2 separate regions of the Homo sapiens genome follow, and region 2 is linked to region 1. Evidence: read pairs that join two places in POLR2A ChIA-PET (ENCODE). Cell type or tissue: K562. All regions are shown on one strand. Links, peaks and the distances in the headings refer to the core of each region. The heading gives the core; the rest is flanking DNA. Region 1 overlaps LOC105375508 (a long non-coding RNA gene). Region 2 overlaps LINC-PINT (long intergenic non-protein coding RNA, p53 induced transcript).

Region 1 (11,981 bases), core at 2,093-10,092:
ATGATGAATTTTATGTTATATAAATTTTACCTCAATAAAAAAAGTTATTTAACTATGACATATTAAATGATACTGATTCTAGAGAGACTGCATTGTAAGAAAAGATGTGTCTCAGGGTTGATAAAATGTTATATATTTGATGACACAGAAATCTGGAGCTTCTGGCCAGGCACGGTGGCTCATGCCTATAATCCCAGCACTTTGGGAGGCCAAGGTGGGTGGATCACTTGAGGTCAGGAGTTTGAGACCAGCCTGGCCAACATGGTGAAACCGTGTCTCTACTAAAAATACAAAACTTAGCAAAAATAAAAATAAAAAATAAAAAATTTGGGTGTGGTGGTGGGTGCTCTAATCCTAGCTACTTGGGAGGCTGAGGCAGGAGAATTGCTTGAACCCAGGAGGTGGAGGTTGCAGTGAACCAAGATCATGCCACTGCACTCCAACCTGGGCAACAGAGAGAGACTTAGTCTCAAAAAAAAAAAAAAAAACAAACAAACAAACAAAAAAACAAATTTGAAGCTTCTGTACAAACAGCATTGTATCAATTAGGAAATGAGTTTGCTGCATTTAACAGAAATACCCATATCAACAGTGATTTAAACAAGTTAGAAGTTTTTGTTTCACAGGAGAAGTCCTGGTGTGGATAATCTGGGGCCCATGAACTCTCTCCATGGTTTGTACAGGGACCAGATTCCTATATGTCCTATATTCAATATTTAGCTTCCATCCTCAGTGTTACTTTGTGTTCCAAGATGGCTGTAGAAGTACGAGCCAGCATTTCCCATTCCAGGCATGCAGCAGGAAGGGGGAAAGGACAAAAATGCCTTCCTCTCGGCTAAGTCAGTCTCTCTGAGCAGAAATAAAGACATGGTTAAATAAATACATACATCCAGAAAGTGGGGAAAGCTTTATGAAAGCAGGATCCCCGTCTGTTTTATCAGTGCATTCCTAGGACTTACCACAAGGCAGAGCACATTGAAGGTGCTAAAAAAAAATGTGTGAAATGAATGGATACCTTCATGGATATGGATAAATGCATCATATAACCATTTACATCTTTACAAAAATAATCAACAGGGAAATGCTTATTATAGTGAAAGCAGAATATTACACTATATTTAGTGTAATCCCAATTTTACTGAAAAAGTATACATATGCCTAGAAAAAGAGATTAGAAAGAAAGATACTAATGGATCAAGCGATTTTTCAAATATATAGTGAAATTGCTCTGATATTTTATTTCTTCATACTTTTACACATTTTTCAAATTTCTGCAATGAGCCACAGTATTACTTTTTCTAATTAGAAAACAAATCAATAATCTTACAACTCATCTAGAAGAGGACTACATCAGTCTAAGTATTAAAAACAGGTAGCTAAGCGAATTAACACAGAAACAGAAAAACACAATATAGCACATTCTCACTTATAAATGGGAGCTAAACCCTGGGTACACATGGACATAAAGATGGGAACAATAGACACTGAGGACTCCAAAAGGAGGGAGGGAGGGAGGGGGGCAAGGGCTGAAAATCCTTCCTGTCGGGTACTATGTTCACTGTCTGCTTGACAGGATCTATAGAAGCCAAAACCTCAGGATCACACAAGATACCCTTGTAGCAAACCTGCCCATGCACCCCTGAATCTAAAATAAAAAATAAAAAACAGGTAGCAAGGCCTGGCGTGGTGGCTCATGCCTATAATCCCAGCACTTTTGGAGGCCAAGGCAGGAGGACTGCATGAGGCCAGGAGTTTGAGACCGGGTTAGACAATGTAGTGAGACCTGTCTCCACAAAGAAAAAATTTTAAACGCCAGAAAGAATGTTCCCACCCACCTCCAAAAAGTGCTCCCCTCACCCCCGAAAAATAAGATGGCTGGATGCAGTGACATGTACCTGTAGTCCTAGCTACTCAGAGGCTGAGGTGGGAGGATCCCTTCAGCCCAGGAGTTGGAGGCTGCAGTGAGCCATGATCGCACCACTGCACTCCAGCCTGGGTGACAAAGCAAAACCCTGTGGCAAAAAAAAAAGAATAAAATATAAATGTAAAAACAACAGGTAGTGAACCTCTCCACCAAAGAGAGTAGCCAACAGCCCCATCCAGCAGCTTCGCTTTATTATTTTTGGAGAAGGAGGATGCTGATATCTACAGTGACACCATGTGGAGTCATACCTATCTCTGCATTTCAAGGTAGCAAACTGTTTGTCTACTTAATAGTACAACTTTTTTTTTCAGCCTAACAGTTGCGCATACATACTCATTCTTTAAATGTGAAGGCAATTTTAAGGCACACAGGGAAAGTTATCCATTTATCAACGCAAACTGATCATCTGTTTTCAGATCAAGATAACTTGCAAGTGACTGCACTGAACTCGGCCCTTCTCAGCACAATGCATACCCACTACCACCTTGGAATTGTCTGTTTTCCCACTGTCATGAGCTAAACTGTGTCCTCCGCACCACCAACACTTCAAACGTTGACATTTTAAACCTCAGAATCTCAGAATGTGACTGTACTTGGAGATGGAGTCTTTAAGTAGGAAGTAAATTAAAGTGAGATCATGAGGGTAGGCCCTTATCCAACATGATCAGTGTCCTTATAAAAAGAGATTAGGACACAGACACACACAGAAGGAAGACCAACTAAAAACACACAGAGAAGACGGCCATCTACAAGCCAAGGAGAGAGGCTCGGAAGACACGATCCCTGGCCACATCTTGATCTCCGAATCTCCGTGGTTGAAGCCACCCAGCCTGTGGTACTGTGTTATGGCAGCCTGAGCCAATGAACACACTCAGCCATCCTGTTAATTAGATGTTTGGTGACAGTGAGGGTTAATTTGATGTGTCAACTTAGCTAGGCTGTGATGCTCAGTTTTGGTTAAACACCAGTCTAGATGTTGCTATAAAGATATATTTTAGGTGTGATTAATACTGAAATATTTAAATCAGTAGACTTTGAGTAAAACAGATTTCCCTTCATAATGTGGATGGGTCTCATCTAGTCGGTTGAAGGTCTTAAGAAAAATGACTGAGGTCCCTGAAGAAGAAGGAACTCTGCCTTCAGACTCGACTACAATATCAACTCCTCCCAGAATTTCTAGCCCGCTAGCCAGCCCCAACCTACCAACCCCCACAATCAAGAGCCAGTTCCTTAAAATAAATCTCTCTATATATGTGTATATATATATTTCTATATATACACACACATATGTATATATTTATACACATACCTATCTGCATACATGCATGTATACACATAGGTATATCTATATACACACGTACACATATATATGTGTATAAATATATATATATATATATACACATATAATTATGTATGTCCGATTCTGTTTCTCAGGAGAACCCCAACACAGTGACTAAGGACTGATGTTTCATATACCTAACTCTGTGCTCTTGCTTGTTTTATTTAAAATATTTTAAAATATTTTAATATATTTTAAAAGCATGAGAGAGAAATTTTTCAGACCATATTTCTCATACTTTTCAAATATAAAATACATTTACTTATTTCCAGATTTGTGGATGAAAGAACTGGTCAAATACTTGCATCCAAGCAAACTAGTTCATCGTCGTGTTGTTCTCTCTCATGTTTTAACGATGACCTCGAGCACTGCGAGAGGATGTTACCAGATGAGAGCCAGGGAGAAGGCAGAGAGATCATCCACAGGCCTTACGGTTACACCCATAGTGTGCTGGCAGCCAGTGAATTCCACGAGAATGAACCATCAGGGTTATAATTTTCAGCTTTGTTGTGAGCATCCTGCCTTTGCCTTTTGATCCTGCCTAATCTTGTTCTCCCCTGCACATTTGCTGCCTCATTTCTTCCTTCAGAAATGGCAAGTTTTCTTTCTGCTAAGTACATAAACAGCTTCTAATCAGCAAACAATCGGCTGTAGATGTAGAGGGTTTGGCCAGGAGGAGAAACAGAGATGTGAGAAACAGATGAGAGCAGTGGGCAAGCCTGGGGAACGCCCATGGGCACAGAGCCCCTGGAGGGCAGGGCATGCGGGGGTGGAGAGGATGAGGAATGTGCCCCACTCGCACCTGTGACCAGGGACACAGACGTGTGAGCCTCGCTGACAGAAGACAGCTGTGGGACCCAAGGGATCAAGAGCTTCACCCAGCTAACAGAACTACACATACTTGCAAATTTCTAATTTTGAAGAGGCTTCCCATGAAGGTGAGGGAATTTAGAGAAAAACGAAGGGCAGGGTGGCCCTGGGGAAGACTCATTGCCTGGGATGGTGCCAACAAGGGGCTGGGCTTTGAAACAGTGAGAGATGACGTGTGGCCGGGTGCCGTGGTGCATGCCTGTAATCCCAGCACTTTGGGAAGCTGAAGCGGGAAAATCACTTGAGCCCAGGAGTTCAAGACCAGCCTTGGCAATAAAATGAGACCCCACCTCTACAAAAATTTTTTTAAAATTAGGCATGGTGGCACCCACCTGTAGTCCCAGCTAACTGGGAGGATGAGGTGGGAAGATCACTTGAGCTCCAGAACTTCAGACTGCAGTGAGCTATGATTGCACCACTGCACTCCAGCACGGGTGACAGAGCCAGACCCTGTCTCTTAAAAAAACAAATGAACAAATAAACCAAAAAAAAAGGATATGAGGCAGCCCAGCAGCCCGCATGGCAGAAGATACCAAGACCATTTGGGAAGTCTTACTCACCATAACACACTAAGAAGCAGTATTGTCCAATAGAACCTTCCGGAGTGATGGAAATATTTTATATCTGCACTACCCAATACGGTAGCCTCCAGGCATATGTCACTACTGAGCACTCAAAACATTGCTAGTGCAACTGAGCAACTGGCTTTTACATTTTACTTGATTTTAATTAGAATTTAAATGGCCACATGTGGCTGGTGGCTGCCATATTGAACAGCACAGCCATCAGGTCTTCCTAACACACTGATTGATGTGTCTCCCAACGTAGTTTGGGGAAGGAGTGCTATGAATAAATGAGCGCACAATCCTCTTGCTACTGAATGCTCCACATTTGAATTATTAGCAATCTAAAGGGTTGGCTGGAGCCAGTGAGAATGAAGACACCTCCTTTTTTTTAGGGTCTTTAGGAGACCCTAAAAGCCTGGTGGAGGAGCTTAGCCACCAGCATTACCTGATCTGGTAAGCAGTGAATCAGAATGTCCTTGGCAGGAAACACTATCATTTGGGTGCATAATTAACCCCAGTCTGGTCGTCAGTTATAACCTTAGAAACAAGAGCTAAAACTTCACACCCTTGGTCTGTTTCCAAATGTGGGACTATTGTTTTTAGGTACTTCAATGTTTAGTAGATTTAGAAGAAAATCCCTCCAGCTGTAAGGGAGCTTTATAAATAGGAGAAAATAACATTTGTCATATTTGCCTTGGGAGATTTGGGCTCAGCCACGGACTCAGAAGCTCTGGGCAACACCTCTGCGTCCCCTCCCCTCACCTGTTCCATCTGTACAGCTGAGAAAGAAAGGCTTTCTCAGGGTTTCTTTAAGGAAGAAGATTAGAACCATTATAAAGCATTTTAACAAATGCAAAGTACCCTTCTATATAAATTATAACATGTTTTTACTTACTTGATTTCTTCTTTTGGGGGGAAATGAAGCATTGCTTTTGAGTATAATATGGAAGAAGTTTAATAGCACAATTACAGCCGAGTCTTCAAAGTAGAGAAAGAGGCCGAGACCGCCTGTGTGTCCAACCGAGCGCACGTGCACCAGCGGGGCCCGAGCAGAGGCAGCACCCGGCTCTTGTGGGGGAAATGGAGGGAGAGCCACGGTTTAGAGATAGGGAAAGCTGTGGGGCACATTATGCCCTGGGAGGAGAAAGCACAAAACCAGAGGCTCTGAGGGACAAAGAGGAAGGAGGGCAGAGCATGAGGCAGAGCAACCCAACAGCCATGGAGGCTGAAGAGACGATGCAACACCTACAGGAGTTCCGTGAACGTCATAACAAGATCCTCGACCAACTGAATGAACAGTGAGGGCAGGACCGCTTTACTGACATCACCCTGATTGTGGACGGACACCATCTGAAGGCTCACAAGGCCGTTTTGGCTGCTTGCAGTAAGTTCCACAATTCTTTTTTTTTTTTTTTTTTTTGAGATGAAGTCACACTTTGTCACCCAGGCTGAAGTGCAGTGACCCGATCCTGGCTCACTGCAACCTCCACCTCCCGGGTTCAAGCGATTCTCCTGCCTCAGCCTCCCAAGTAGCTGGGACTACAGGCACCCGCCATCACATCTGGCTAATTTTTGTATTTTTAGTGGAGACAGGGTTTTGCCAAGTTGGCGAGGCTGGTCCCAAACTCCTGATCTCAGGTGATCCGCCTGCCTCAGCCACCCAAAACGCTTACAGAGATTACTGTAATCCTTCCCAAAGGGATTACAGGGGTGAGCCACTGGGCCCGGCCGCCTTCTACAAATTCTTTCCAGAGTTTACCCAAGAACCTTTGGTGGAGATAGAAGGTATTAGTAAAATGGCCTTTTGCCATTCAATTGAGTTCACATGTACAGCAAAATTAATGATACAAGGAGAAGCAGCCAGCGATGTATGGAAAGCAGCAGAACATCTACAAATGCTAGAAGCCATCAAAGCCCTTGAAGTTAGGAACAAAGAAAACTCAACTTCAGGCCAGGTGCAGTGGCTCACGCCTGTAATTCCAGCACTCTGGGAGGCCGAGGCGGGCGGATCACCGGAGGTCAGGAGTTCAAGACCGGCCTGGCCAACGTGGCGAAACCCTGTCTCTACTAAAAAATACAAAATTTAGCCGGGCGTGGGGCACCTGTAGTCCCAGCTACTCAGGAGGCTGAGGCAGGAGAATTGCTTGAATGCAGGAGGCGGAGGTTGCAATGAGCCAAGATCGCACCACTGCACTCCAGTCTGGGCAACAAAGCAAGACTCCATCTCAAAACAAAACAAAACTCAACTTCATTAAAGGAAAATACCACAGGAAAAAGTGAGGCCAAAAAAAGTAAAATTGCAGAAACTTCACGTTATCGCTGAGTCACTGCTATCTGCAGAGTCAGACTCTGTTGAAACTGAGGTAGAGAATGCCGAAGACACGACTGAAGCAGAAGATGAAGGCATGGAAACATTCGAGGAAGGGCTTCTGCCCAGCAGTCCATAAAGTACATACAGAGCACAGGTTCCTCTGATGATTCTGCTCCAGCACTGTTGCCAGATATCACCAGCAAGTACTGATACCAGAGTGGGGCAGGGAAATGCTGGATAGAGAAAGGCGGGGTCCCTGGTGAGGGCTCCCCCCTTGGGCCCGTGCTCACGGGCCTACGTGAGGACAGGCACTCCTGTTTTCGCGCCCAAATGTTGCATTTTCCAAGACCACCCTGGCCCACCACACCCCCCATCCTGGGCCTATAAAAACCCCCCGACCCTAGCGGCATAGACACAAGCAGTGGGATGTCTAGAGGAACACAGCGGCAGAAGGGCACACAGGCGGCTAGGCATCGAGAGGAGCAGGGGAATGGAAGAGCACAGGAACAGGCACCTGCACACGCTGGCAGGCCATCAACTGGCAGAACAACGCGGATGCCCAGGGGAATTTGGCAGGGGTGGTAGGAGGACAGTCTGGCCACTGAACAGCCCGACTCCAAGGGAAAACCCCCTTCCCACTCTATCCCTCTTTTGGCTCCCCATCCATCTGCTGAGAGCTACTTCCACCATTCAATAAAACCCTGCACTCATTCCCCAAGCCCACATGTGATCCGATTTTTCCGGCACACTAGGGCAAGAACCCTGGGATACAGAAAGCCCTCTGTCCTTGTGATAAGGCAGAGGGTCTAAGTGAGCTGATTGACACAAGCCGCCTACAGACAGCAAAATTAAAAGAGCACCTGTAACACACGCCCACTGGGGCTTCAGGAGCTGGAAACATTTCCCCCAAGACACTGCCGTGGGGTTGGAGCCCACGACCACAACCTGCCCCCCTAGATGTTTGAGCAGCAGCACCGAAGAAGCTAGCCACGCCCCCATCACACACCCTGTGAGGGGGATAAGGGAGCTTTTCCTGTTTCAGTACCACCAAGGTGACAGAAAAGGGCAGATTAAAGAGGAAGACAGCTGTGCAATCTGACCCCACAAGCAAACAGGAACACATGAAATCACACTTCACTGAGTTTCAACTGTGAAATATGCAACAAAAGGTATCTTCAGGAGAGCGCATGGAAACAGCACCTGAATTGTTACCACCTTGAAGAAGGTGGAGGCAGTAAGAAGCAAAGAGGCCGGGCGCGGTGGCTCACGCCTGTAATCCCAGCACTTTGGGAGGCTGAGACGGGCGGATCACGAGGTCAGGAGATCGAGACCATCCTGGCTAACACGGTGAAACCCCGTCTCTACTAAAAACACAAAAAATTAGCCAGGCGTGGTGGCGGGCGCCTGTAGTCCCAGCTACTCGGGAGGCGGAGGCAGGAGAATGGCGTGAACCCGGGAGGCGGAGCTTGCAGTGAGCCGAGATCACGCCACTGCACTCCAGCCTGGGCGACAGAGCGATACTCCGTCTCAAAAAAAAAAAAAAAAAAGCAAAGAACTGGTGGAAAAATTCATGTATGTCAGTACTGTGAGAAACAGTGTGACCATTCTGGACATTTTAAAGAACAGGTGAAAAACCTTTTGAATATCCAAATTGTCATGAACAATTTGCTAGAAATAGCCCCCTCAAATGTCACCTCACTGCATGCCAAATGAGTAGGGGCAAAAAAAGGAAGAAAGAAGCTCATGAGTGCCAGGTCTGCAACAGTGTGTTTAACAGCTAGAACCAGTTCAAATATCACTCAGTAATACATACTAGAGGTAAACCCAACCATTGTACTTTATGTGACTTGTGGTTTATGCAAGGAAATGAATTAAGGAGGCATCTCAGTGATACAATATATCAAAGCGTCTAGTAATGGGAGAAGTTCTTTCAGCAGAAACACAGGTACAAGCTGAACCTGTGACATCAATGATATTATAGAACAAGCTGGGAGGTACACGTGCTCCCACTGTTTCAGGTCCAGGTGGATTCAGCACAAGCGATCGTGGAACACGTCCACCCAGAACCACGCAGGGATAGCCAGGTGCCCGACACACAGGAGTGAGCTTCCAGAGCAGGTCCAAGTGAGTTACCTAGCAGTGGGCTGAATTCAGCCTGAAGAAGGTACTGAAGTACACGGAGAGGAGCCGCATGTGGAACGGGAAAATCAGATGCCAGTGGAAGTACAAAGTGAACTTCCAGAAGCAGGCTTCGTCCACATGACCCCAGAAATCATGACCCAAGAGAAGACAGAGCCTAGCCAAGCAGATGCTGAGGCTGCCAGGGAAGATCACGAAGATGCTGAGGATTAGAGACCGTGCTGACAGCACATTCTGAAGCTGAAAAGGCAGAGAATGAGGGCAGAACAGCTATGCCAGTTTTAGAATGAAATTACACATGAATATATTTTAAAATATAATTGTTGGGTTTCTGAACCGATTATAGGCAGTATGACTGTCGTTCAGCTAACAGACAAGTGGACCAAAGTTAAGCTATTTCCTGTTGTTTCTGTTTCTGTTGGAACAAGTCAATTCCCCTCCCCAAACTTAATGCCACAGCAGAGGGATCTTTCCCATAACTGAAGAGATCTTTTCTGTAACTTAAATGGATTATATTCTTATCATATAGTGGGGTACGAATGTATCTATGTTCATTGTGGTAAAAGTTCTCCCTTTTCTCTTTCCCAGGTCATGTTCTTCCTCAAATTTTTTCCATATTGTGAAATCAAACTTAAATCATTAGAATACAAGTTTATGTATTCTAATGCATAGTAGAAAATCAAATATATAGGAAACACAAGGCTGCATGATGAAAAGTACATTGTTACTGTGCAGCTGAATTTTGGCTTCTGGCTTTCTTTAGTCTGAACAAATGTTCTTGTCTAGCCCTGTAGTCACCGATGCTGTCTCTGCAACACAAAGAGTGGTGGTGGGAAAATTTTTAGAATATTAAAACACACACACACACGTGCCTTTTCAAAACCGACTAAACTCCTATAAAGCATCTCTGGTTCTTTCAAAGTTTGTATTGTAAGGAGCAATGTAGACAATGCTATGATACTTTATATTTTTACTTATAATGACAACCACCAGTTCTTTTCACTTAAGTTAGGTTGAGAAATTTTATTTAGTGGCAGCTGAAGGGCAATTTTCAATTGGGAAAATTCATTTACATCTGTGGTCAACTTTCTTTTGATGAAAAGTTGCACTAGTATTTTACCACCAGATAAAAAAAAAGATGAGCATTGTTTAAAAATTAATGTATTTAAAATAAAGTACAGAGAAAAACATGTCTATAATTATCAGGCTTTGTTTTGAATGGAATCTTTTCCCCCAGTCCTTAATGTAAAGACCCTGTGCTATAACTTTTAAAGCCATACAAATAAGAGTGCTAAACTGTGGACTTAAAAGTAGGTGTATAAATATTTTTAATCAATATTACTTAGAAAATAAAATCTAACAAACACATTTTAAAAAATAGAGTAAGAAACTTCACAAGATGATCTCAAGGTAAGAAACATACTATTGGTTTCACATGTCAGCTTTTAAGAGATTTGTTACAGACTGAAAGGGGAGTGAGTGGTTGCAGCAGACACTGTGACCAGCTTTCAAATAATGATCGTGCCTTGAGTCATTTCTGAGAAATGGGTAAACAAATTCTTTCACTTTTACTGCTGGATTATGTTGCTCAAACTCATCTGCTTTGTACCCATTTGAAAGCTCCATCACACATTATTTTGGAAATGGTCATCCTGAGTCAGACTGAGTAATCCCAGTTAATGAGTTTGGTTTCCCTCTCATCTGGTTTTTACTCAATCTTCTGTATTTATCCCATTTTTTTTTCTTTCCTCAGAGATGCCAGACCACATCATCCTAAACACTAACGAGCAAGAAGGAAATTTCCATGTTAGCGGAGGGACCCCACTAAGGTTAGGGTGCCGTACAATGTGTTGTCCAAACCAAGACATGTTAGAGAATGAAAGGGGGACCATTTTAATAATTATGCTGGGGCAGTAAGTATAAACTGAATACCCTAACTAAAGAAATAAACAAAAAACATATGTAAAGGTGGTCAACTTCATTAGTTATCAAAGCAACAACAAAATGAGACCATCATACACCCACCAGATTGGCAAAAATTAAAAAGTACAACAGGCCGGGCGCAGTGGCTCACGCCTGTAATCCCAGCATTTTGGGAGGCCGAGGTGGGCAGATCACGAGGTCAGGAGATTGAGACCATCCTGGCTAACACGGTGAAACCCTGTCTCTACTAAAAATACAAAAAAAAAAAAATTAGCTGGGCGAGTTGGCAGATGCCTGTAGTCCCAGCTACTCGGGAGGTTGAGGCAGGAGAATGGCGTGAACCCGGGAGGTGGAGCTTGCAGTGAGCTGAGATCGCGCCACTACACTCCAGCCTGGGCGACAGAGCAAGACTCCGTCTCAAAACAAAAAAAAAATGTACAACAATACCAAGCACTGGTAAACATATGGAGCAGCTGGAACTCACAGTGTTGGGAGCGCATTTTAAATCATTTTTGAAAACAATGTCACATGATCTAGCAGAGACGAACATGCATGCATCCTACGATTCAGCAACTTCACACCCATGAGACAGGTACTAGGATATTTACAGAAGCATTGTTTCCAAAAGCCTAAAACTGAAAACAACACAAATATACCTTAACATTAACATTGATACATGTATTATTTATCAAAAATAACTGACTGATTACTTGATTGAGTGGGTCTCACTATATTGCCTAGGCTGGTCTTGAACTCCTGGGCTCAAGCAATCCTCCCGCCTCAGTCTCCTGAGTAGCTGGGATTACAGGTGCATGCCTGGCAAAATAGATACATTAAAAAATAGCTACATTCATCTATATAGATAAACCTTATAAACACTGCATTCATTCAAAGAAACAAATTAAAATA
Region 2 (10,384 bases), core at 1,179-9,178, 92 kb before region 1:
TCAAGGAGAAAACAAAAAGTGTTTTGTTTTGTTTCTAAATGGTCCAAGAACTTTGCCATTAGGTAAATGACTATGACACAGACAAGGCGTTTTGCATGGTATGACCAGGAGCACCTCTAGCAAAACAGCCCCAGTTCGCCGCCCTGATTTCCATTTGGAAGCAGGCACAGTGGGTTTCCCCAGGACCGATGTTAACGCAGAGGGTCCTTGTGCAGGAATTGTGCAGAAACTAGGTGGGAAGGTGTCACAGACAAGAGGCTGCAATTTAAAAACGCATCAGGAAATGGAAAAGAGCTGCGAGAATATCAATTATTTAATGATGTTGATAAAAACAAATTTAATATAAAAATGAGATACAATGTATAGAGACCTAACCCTGTCAACAGCAACTAAACTTTACTTTCATGTTAGAAAGTTTTGTGCCATGTAGATTTATGGAAAATGTGCTTAATTGCCTCTAGAAAATAATGAAGAGGCTTCGTCACCTCCATAGAAGATCCTGTGACACTAGCCTAATTCTGACACATGGCTCCTGTTTTCCATTTTGTTTGTTTTTTTATGCTGATCCTCTCTCCAGAGATGTGATGTGGATTGATTAACTTGTAATATAAAGTTCTATGGTTTCTGAAAATGCAGAGCAAATAGAGATGAAGAGTGGTTTGTGATTTGTTATTAAATGATCTTCCCTTCTACATTTAGGACTGATTTTTACTGTAGAATTTTTTTTTTTTTTTTTTTTTTTTTTTTTTGTCAACTTGAACAGCAATACCTTGAAGGTAAAAGGTGGGAGCACGACTGGAGTGTGGAACTGGAAAGCAGAAACCAGGGGTGTTACTTCTATGTCTAGTATGGAATGTTGTGAATTTAAGTTAGAGCTTCTGTGTCCTGGGAATTCATATTTTATCTCAAAGTGGTGCTGATAGGACTGGAGGTAGCTGTATTTCATTTGAAACATTCCAGCCTCTTTATAGGAATATCTGTGAATTTTTAATTCAGCAAACATCTTTAAGTGTGTCATTTATGTATAGCGTTGTAGTCAGAGCTGTAATTGTTTCACCATTAAATTTACGGAAATTCAGTTTGTAAGTGAAAAATTAAGAACAGTTTGAAAGAAGGGCGAATGAGCAGAGCATTGCCATCTAAACAGTCTTGTTAAAGATAGTGCCAAGTGAGCAGGACTGTCCCTTCTAAGCTGCCCCTCCTAATTAAAGGGAAAGGTGGCTGCCATCTGTCTTCTTTCATTCAAGGCAGTAGGGGGTCTAGGGTGGAAGGAAGCAACCCCCACTTTATTTTTCTCCCACTCTTTTTTATAGTCAGCTTTCTCCCTAGTCAGTGACCCAGAAGGTCATTGATGATCTGTCTATCTCAGAATGAATAGTAGCATAAGCACGCTTGGCACTTGCAAAAAAAAGAAAGTTTATAACATGCACTGATCCATTTAAAGTTCTGCTTGAATTATGTCTGAGAGTATTGTAATCTCTGTATTGGTGTCTCTGCCCTGTTTGTTACCAAGGGCACTACTGGCAGGAAAAGTGGGGAGTTTTACTTTTATTGATTTTGCTTTTTCATGAAAAAATGTTTACACTCCACTGGGCATAATCAGAAGATGGCAGCACATGGCTATGTACAGGAGATGTGGGGATGTACAGGAATATTGTTCTTATCAAAATCAAGGACACCTATTAATGATGATACATATATGTCATCTCAGGGGAAAGCATGAACAAGCATGGCAACAGATGTCCAAGTTACTCAGTGGCCTGCTGCAGCTTTTTGGACCAGTTATTGAAATAATTCACATTGTTTAGCTTTTGTTAAGCAATAAGGCTTTTAGCCTTTTTCTTGTAAGAATACGTTGCAGGAGAGTTTAGTTTGGGGTCATGTCTTCATTGCTTTGGAAATGTAGAATAGTCCTCCAACAAAATGACTGCATTTGCTTGCCTTCGTTTCCACCTCTGTAAATAGAAGAAATATCTGCTGTTTTTATAAATATATAAGAGAATATGAAATATTTTCCATCTTTCATAAGAACTGTGTTATAACTGAAAAATTCTCAAATCTTCAGTTATGTTTATTTTCAATTTTTACACACTTAAGCAAGGTGTTAACAGTCTTCTAAAGAGATTCAGTTGTTACAAGCCTTGTTTAGTTCCCAAGTAGCAGGTATGGACTTCTCAGAACATACTGGTTTTTAGAACTCTCTTTGTGACACAGAAGTGTGGTATTTCTTAAACCCATAACAATATATTTGGAGAGCTCAAATGTGAAAGTCATGTCTGTAATTTTATTTAGAGCTTTTTTTTTTTTTTTTTTTTCCAAATTTGTCACCAACTTGCAACGAGCTTTCTTGGAAACATAGACGTGTTTATGTTGTTGAGTCTTGAGATGAACATGTGTGGGCTTCTGACGACACTGATGCCCAGTTTGTATGATTGGATGATACCTGAAAAGTGGGTCACTTCCTAGTCAGTGAAGGGTACACAGGGCTGAATAGGCAGGGCTTTTTGGCTTTTTCCGTGCTTTTGTTTTTGTTTTTGGTGTGTGTGTGTACTAATTTTAGATACTCAGCTAGGTACTTGACTGGCTATCCTTTTTAGCATGTGATTTAATTTGGTTTTACCCATCAGTATTTATTTCAAGGGGACTAAATAAACACATTAAATGAAGCACTTAAGAACTTTCTATCTTCTTTTGACTATCCACAGCGGTGGGAAATCTCTGTCCTTTGAGGGTAGGAGGGAGCCAATAGTTAGGTCTCATGAATATGGTAGGTGATCAAACCACTGATTCAAGTCATTGTTTCATGTTATAAACATGGACTGAGCCAGCTACTACATTTCAGTAGAAGGTACTGTAGATTCAAAAGTGAACATGGGTCTGGCATTTCAGAAAGACACAGGTTAGTGAGATAAATGACTATAAAAAGAGGTAGCACTGTAGACTGATGTCCTGTAACAGAGGTACACGTGTGCTGTTAGAGCCAAGAGGGGGTCAAAATAAAAAGACAGGGCACGGTGGCTCATACCTGTGATCCCAGCACTTTAGGAGGCTGAGGTGGGAGGATCACTTGAGGCCAGGAGTTCAAGACCAGCCTGGGCAACATAGATCCCCATCTCTACAAAAAAATAAAATAAAATAAAAAAATAAGCCACACATGGTGGCATGCATCTATAGTCCTAGCTACTTGGGAGGCTGAGGCAGGAGGATCCCTTGAGCCCTGGAGTTGAAGGCTATAGTGAGCTATGATCACACCACTGCACTCTAGCCTGAGCGACAGAACAAGATCCCATCTCTGAAAAAATGGATGAGTGAATTAAATTTCAAAATAGAGATTTAATGGAAAAATGAGAATTGTTGTGTACATGATTTATGAAGTGGCTTACATAATATAATTTTGGACATGAAAGCCCTGAAAAATAGCTTCTTATTTTAAGGATGAACAGACTGGGATTTATTTCTGAAATTCTATAATTCTCAGTCAGTTGTAAGGCTTTCATTATATAATAGACTTTTTTTTTTAACCAACGGAAGTTGGACCTCTTCAAAATGTGAGATCCAAAAAGGTTTTGGATATTGTTTGAATAACTCTCTTCTCCAAAGGAGACTGTTTTTGAAAAATGATTCTTTCTGACATGTTAAAATTGAATATTTTTGACACGCCAAATGCACCAAAGTATTATATGTCATGTTTATTGCCGAGAGTAGCTATATAGCTTGTGGGAGACAGTTAACGTGAAGCTTTCTTGCATCTGGAAGTATGGGGAGAGAGAAGGCTTCTTCACACCCCCTTTCATGTTATATTCTACAGGGAAAGAATTTCTATCATGTAGACACTAGGTGACTCCCTTGTGGATAATTTCATTTAACAATGATTTCTGGGTGTTGCTCTATGCCAGGCACTGTTCTAGGAGCTGATGCGAAGGCTCAGCTGATGGGCTACAGACCTGAAGGCCTGTGCTCCTCAGTGGCACTCTGTAGGTAGATACAGAGCCACCATCTACTGGGTGCTTCTCCTGAGTGTGACAGTGTAGGCTGGGACACGATGCTACCCTTCAAGGAGCTTGAAGCTAAGGTTCTGTGCACAGATAAAATTAGAATAAATGCAGAGATGCTATAACAAGATGTCTTAGAAAAAAGAAAAACAAAGAATAAATGCAGAGAGAAAGAGAAATGTATAAAAGGTAGAGAGATAAACATACCACAAGTTCATAGAAAAGAAAGGTTGTGTGTTTATCTGTGGCTGGGATGATCAAGAAATGCTTCATGGATAAAGAGCCTTTGAGCCAGACATTGAAAGAAAGGTAATGTTGGACTTGAGGTCTTGGAGTATCCTCGTTGAAGGAAACATGAGCAAAGGCATAGGTAGGGATGGGAAATGCCGGGGTGCAGAGTGGGCAGGAATCGATTTGTAGTTGCTGGGCAATGATGTGTGTAAACCACTAAGGAGAAGATCAGGTAGCAAAGGTCCTTGGAGGCCAGAACCCAGAGGGCCTTGAATGGCACGTGACTAAATGATTTAAACTTAAGTTACTGGGGAGCAATGGAAGAATTTGAGTGGCTAGAGTCCCCATCCTGAAGAGGCCTTGCGGGGATCAGCATGTGGGTGCCTCTGGACTGTGAAATAGCCAGAGCTGGGAAGCCTTTTAGAGCTGCTGTTGTGGTCCAGGAGGGAGGTGGGGAGGGCCTGGGTGAGGGGAAGGCCACTAGATGGAGAAATTGAATTTATGAGATGGGATTTAGGAACTGCCTAGATAATAGGGGTTGGCCGATGGGAAGCAAAAATGCCCCCAGAGCTTTGAACCCAGGTGCCATTCATTATTTCTATGCCATCTGCCAGGCATTGCATAGCTATTATCTCATTTAATCTCCTCCTAATCTTGTGGGTTGGTATTTTCATCCTTATATCAGAGACGAGAAAACTAAGGGTCAGAGAAAATTAGCAATTGGTCTAAAATTGTACAGTTGTAACAGGATCTAGAACAGGGACTTCAGTACAGGCCTCCCTGACCCCCAAGCCTGTGTTCTTTCTACTGTACTAGGCTTGGAAGACAGCGTACGTGAGAGCAAAGACAAGCTCTGTCCACTCTGTGCATATTCAGTGTAGGTGCTGGTGAGATTCCCGCCTTCAGGTGTCCAGCAAGTGGTTGGAGACATGGAGCCGAATCTCAAGGACATTGGGAGGATTGAAGGTCAAGGCTTAAGAACCATCTGCATCCTCATTTATTTATTCAGCAGCTATTTGTTGTGTCTTCGTGGACCAGCTTGGCAGCATGAATGCTGTGACCAACAAGAGAGGTGTGTCCTTCACGGAGCTGCCAGGCTGGGAGGGAGCCCTGATGGCGTGGCTTGAGTGTAAGGCAGGAGGTGTGCAGATTGGCTGTGGGAACTTACTGGCCTAACCTTGTCAGGTCAGGGAAGCTCTCTAGAGGCAGTTGTGGTTCTCAACATGAGACTCAAATGATGAGGACCCAGTTAAAAAGTGGGAAAACAGCATACCCCAGGCCGTGGAAGTAGCGCGTACTCAGGCAGAGCAAGATAAGAACACAGTGTCTTTAAACCAAAAACCACGTGTGGCTGGAATGGAGGGAAGAGCAAGGAGATAAGACAGGTGAGCAGGAACCAGAACAAGAAATGCCCTGGAAGCTGTGAGACGCTTGGAATTCACCTGTGAAGAAAAGAGTAGCCTCATCTGAATTCCTTGCCTCGATTATGGTCTCCAATAGAAGATTAAATGGCTGTGGAGTCTAGAGGTTTTTTCCTTCGGTGTGGGCATCACCCCTTCTGAAAGGATGGTGTAATGGCTAATTGTATGTATCAGCTTGGCGAGGCCACAGTACCCAGATACTTGGTCAAGCACCAGTCTAGATGTCGCTGTGCAGGTAGTTTTTTAGATGAGGTTTAACATTTATATCAGTAGAAGGAGTGAAGCAGATTATCCTTTGTAATGTATGTAGGCCTCATATATCATCAGTTGAAGGCCTTAAGAGAAAAAGATTGAAGTCCCTAAAGAAGAAGGAACTCTGTCTCCAGTCTCCCTTCAGACTCAAGACTGCAACATCGGCCTGGCACGGTGGCTCACGCCTGTAATCCCAGCACTTTGGGAGGCTGAGATGGGTGGATCGCTTGAGATCAGGAGTTCAAGACCAGCCTGGCCAACATGGCAAAAACCTGTCTCTATTTAAAAACACAAAAATTAGTTGGGCATGGTGGCAGGCGCCTGTAGTCCCAGCTACTTGGGAGGCTGCGGCATGAGAATCACTTGAACCCAGGAGGCAGAGGTTGCAGTGAGCTGAGATCATGTAACTGCACTCTAGCCTGGGCGACAGAGTGAGACTCTGTCTCAAAAAAAAAAAAAAAAAGACTGCAACATCAACTCTTCCCTTGGTCACCAGCATGCCCTGAAGATTGTGGATTTGTCAGTCCCTGTAATTGCATGAGCCAGTTCCTTAAGGTAAATATCAGTATCTACCCCCACCCCCACCACTCTCTCTCTCAATCTCAATCTCAGTCTCTCTCTCTCTCAATCTCAATCTCCCTCTCAATCGCCCTCTCCCTCTTCCTCTTCCTCTCCCTCTCTCCCTCTTGGTTCTGTTTCTCTGGAGAACCCTGACTAATGCAGATAGGAAGATAAATAAATTTAAGTTGTTTGGCTCCAGTTGGTATTAGCAGAAAGCTGCATCAGGCTTCTCTAGGTGTTCTTGGTGTGTGCGTATATTGCTTTTTGTATAGATGAGAATAGTGAAATATAGAAGGGAAGTGATGTACCCACAGTCATGCAGACAGTTGATGGGAGAGCCAAGGAGAAAACTCAAGTTTCAAACCTCTGGTGTAGTTCAGTCGCTTTCTTGCTATTTGGCCCTCATGTTTTTATTAGCAAGGTAATAAAGTTATTGAGTTTGCCATGCGTAATTATTGGTAATGTTTATGGAATGTTCTCTGTATGTCAGGTGCTGTTTTAGTTGCCCTACAGGTGTTAGTGATTTTAATCCTTACAACTACCTAATGAGATAGGGAATAATACTATCCCATTTTACAGATTTTAAGCAATGAGTCCAGTGAGCGATGTGGTCATTGCTACACAGCTAGTGAGTGACAGAGCTGGACTGAAGACTCAGGCAGCCTGGCTGCAGAGGTTGTGCTATTGACTACTCCACCGCTTCTCAGCTTAATGCCCCGAGCACAGCTTTTCATCTCTCCCTTTGGAACCATTGTCCAGAATATTTATTATGGTAGTGTGCTCTTGGTAGGGCTTGTATTGAAAGAGAAAATGCTTATAAGTTATTTTTCAAGAGACCATCCGATAATGCTTCTTAGCTCCTTGAAAAACAGAAAACATTCCCATTACAGCAACACTGTAGACCACCTGCTGGAGTATATTTTTAGCAACTAGACTTTGCTGTCTAGCCTAGTGACACTGGTGGGCATCTGATTTGCCCAGGGTCATACAGGAGCGTGATAAAGTGGTGATATGAGTTGGCTCCTGGTTCAGCATTTTGGGGTGTGTTCTGGGGGAGAAAATAGCAAACCTCTTTGTGTGTGTCCCTTGGATCTTTGAGAGAACAATCATCATAACTCCCATTTATTAGGTCTGTTGGGTGCTAGATGCTGTTGTAAGTGCTTTATAAACATTGTCTCATGGAATCTTCTCAATAGCCCTGAAAGGCTGGCATTACCATCCCATTTTACATATAAAGTAAGCAGTGATTAGGGAGTGACATTTCCAAAGCAAGTAGCAGAACCAAGGATTAAACCTCATCTGAATGACTCCAAGCCAGTGCTCTTGGTCACTTGGCTATGTCTATACTGGGTGTCTGTACTGGACCTCTCTCTGTATATACTGGGTATCTATACTGGAGCTCACCATTCTTCCCCATAGACTATGAACTCCATAAGGGACTTTCTCCATTGATTCACCACCATACTTCAGCACCTGCCAAGTACACTACCTGACACACAGTAGGTACTTAATGCACATACAGTCATGTGTCATTTAACAATGGGGATAGGCAGTTTTGTCATCGTGTGAACATCATAGAGTGTATATACATAAACCTACATGGTATAGCCTACTACATCCCTAGGCGATATGATATGGCCCTATTGCTCCTAGGCCACAAACCTGTGTGGCGTACAGTACGACTGTACTGAATACATTGTAACACAATGGTAAGTGCTCATATATCTAAACATACCTAAACATAGAAAAAGTAAAGCCCTGCAGTGTGTTACAGTGGCTACAGTGTCACTAGGCAATAGGAATTTTCAGCTCCATGTAATCTTGCGGGCCCACCATCATGGGTGCGGTGCACCATTGACTGAAATGTTATGCTGCACATGACTGTATATTGAGCGAATAACAGACTCATTGTGTTCTCTGTGATCGCTTCCGAATGGCGAGAGGGCCAGGGCCAAAGGGCACAGACCTGTGAGTGTGTTATGGACTCATGTGGGTTTAGCCTTCACGATATATATGAATATATCATAATGTGTGTATCTAGTGTGTGAATATATATCATAACTTATCCACTTTATGGATATCATAATTTATCCATTTTAGTGATTCCAGGACATTTTGTCTATCTATGCTTTTTTTTTTTTTTTTTTTTTTTTGAAATGGAGTCTCACTCTGTCACCCAGGCTGGAGTGCAAGTGGCACAATCTTGGGTCACTGCAGCCTCTGCCTCCCCAGTTCAAGCGATTCTCCTGCCTCAGCCTCCTGAGTAGCTAGGACTACAGGCACATGCTACCACACCCGGCTAATCTTCGTATTTTTAGTAGAGATGGGGTTTCACCATGTTGCTGGTCTCAAACTCCTGACTTCAAGTGACCTGCCCGCCTCAACCTCCCAAAGTGCTGAGATTACAGGCATGAGCCACCGTGCCTGCCCTCTAGCTATGCTTTAAGGCAGGCCTATCAGCCCAGACTGGAGTCATGTAATACATGGCTCTGTCAGTAGCTCTCCTTCCCACAAATAAGTTTTGATGATCTTACACTCATCCCTGCCATTAGCATTCAGGACCAATCTTCTATAGCCTATACGCCACACTGGTCTAGGACAGCACCTAAATAATACTCATGCTATAAAAAATTCATCAAGTTATATATTTTTAAAAACATCCCTAAAATTATCTTTTTCCTTTACTGAAAAGAATTTCAGGATCCCCTCTCTCTCACTGCCTCTCTTCACACACACCTACCTTAGTTGGTCACCTATTTTGTAAACATATCTTCTTTAAAAAAAGAAAGAAATGGCAGTACATGAAAAACTGCTTCGTAAACAGAAACTATATTATTTATATTTGTAGCATTTTTTTCCCCTTGAGGTTAATTTCCTTTGCTTCCCATAACTGGAAGCCAATGATTCAGTGCCATTATATAAGCTTATTTTCCCTCTTGGAAATAGTAAATTATAAGAGGTTTGACCCAAAAATATACATCAAAATTAGGCAGTATTCGGTGTTTAGCCTCCATCTGCCTTGTCTTCTTGTCTTTAGTTGTGCAAGTAGATGCTGATGATTTCTGGCAGAGCTAAAGTAAGTAAATCATGTGAATTTATTTTTTTTCCTCATAAAACAGATGGCATGGTCTAGCTCTGGGCTTGTATGTTTCATGAAGTACATGGGTCTGAGTGCGTATTTATTTTGTGAGCCAAGGTTTATGCCTTCTTCTATAATTTTCTTTCACCGAAAATTACCTGGAGAGCTAGAAACTCCATTTGTGTCAGTGTAAGAAGCTTTAGAATCTATATCCAGACCAAGGCCATGGAACAATGTAGATTCACTCAGTAAAAACTCACTAGCGGCCTTCTTTGTACTAGTCTGTCACCTTTGCTTGGCTTTGGGAAGCTTCAAACTAGGGCAGTTTATGTTTGGGAGTGACCAGTCAAATAGCAAGACAGACATAGGCAAGGATGTAATTTTTAAAAATTTAAGTGGGGAATGGTGAAGCATGAATCAAAACAGAAGGTAGTCTTACCTTCTTGGAACTGTAAAATAAATACATTTGAAAAAGGCACCCTCTCAACCTTCTGCGAGTCAGAATTTTTGCTGCCACCCCTCATTTTGAATCTCTATTCTGCATTTTTTATTCTTTTTTTTAGGAAGGAGGAAGAAAAATTTCTCCTGAAGAATTCATTGGAAATTAAAATTAACTTGCGTATTTTGTATTCTTTGGAATGTGATGAAGACTGATTTGAAAGGGCAGTGCTGGATTTGGTCAGGCATAGGAAAGGAAGACATGCAGTCGTCCTGCCTAGCTCATCCCCGCCACGATGGAGAAGTGGGGTTGCTTTCGTTGTACTTTTTTTCATTTGTTTCTTGCCAAGCCCAGTGGCTTCTGTTATAACATGTGGCAGCTTCTCCCTTGGAGACTGATTCAGTCCAAG

What was found. Peaks named below come from ENCODE experiments on the same cell type or tissue, not always from the same donor. Only the 100,000 strongest peaks of a DNase experiment are listed, where the experiment ranks them.
Region 2: POLR2A ChIA-PET joins it to region 1 with 11 read pairs; 2 of 35 experiments call an interaction of 5 or more read pairs at or near these places.

The regions. Positions count from the first base shown.
Region 1 is chr7:130,837,662-130,849,642 of GRCh38, reverse strand. The region is part of intron 3 of LOC105375508 (a long non-coding RNA gene); the gene reads right to left. It also overlaps the pseudogene LOC100133252. Among named protein-coding and RNA genes, the nearest start is that of MIR29A, 33 kb to the left of the region's middle. In K562, for the core only: no CTCF peak of the experiment used is centred there; a DNase peak (open chromatin) is centred at 7,072; H3K27me3 peaks cover 6,078 bases.
Region 2 is chr7:130,930,811-130,941,194 of GRCh38, reverse strand. The region is part of intron 6 of LINC-PINT (long intergenic non-protein coding RNA, p53 induced transcript); the gene reads left to right. Among named protein-coding and RNA genes, the nearest start is that of LINC00513, 23 kb to the right of the region's middle. In K562, for the core only: no CTCF peak of the experiment used is centred there; a DNase peak (open chromatin) is centred at 5,457.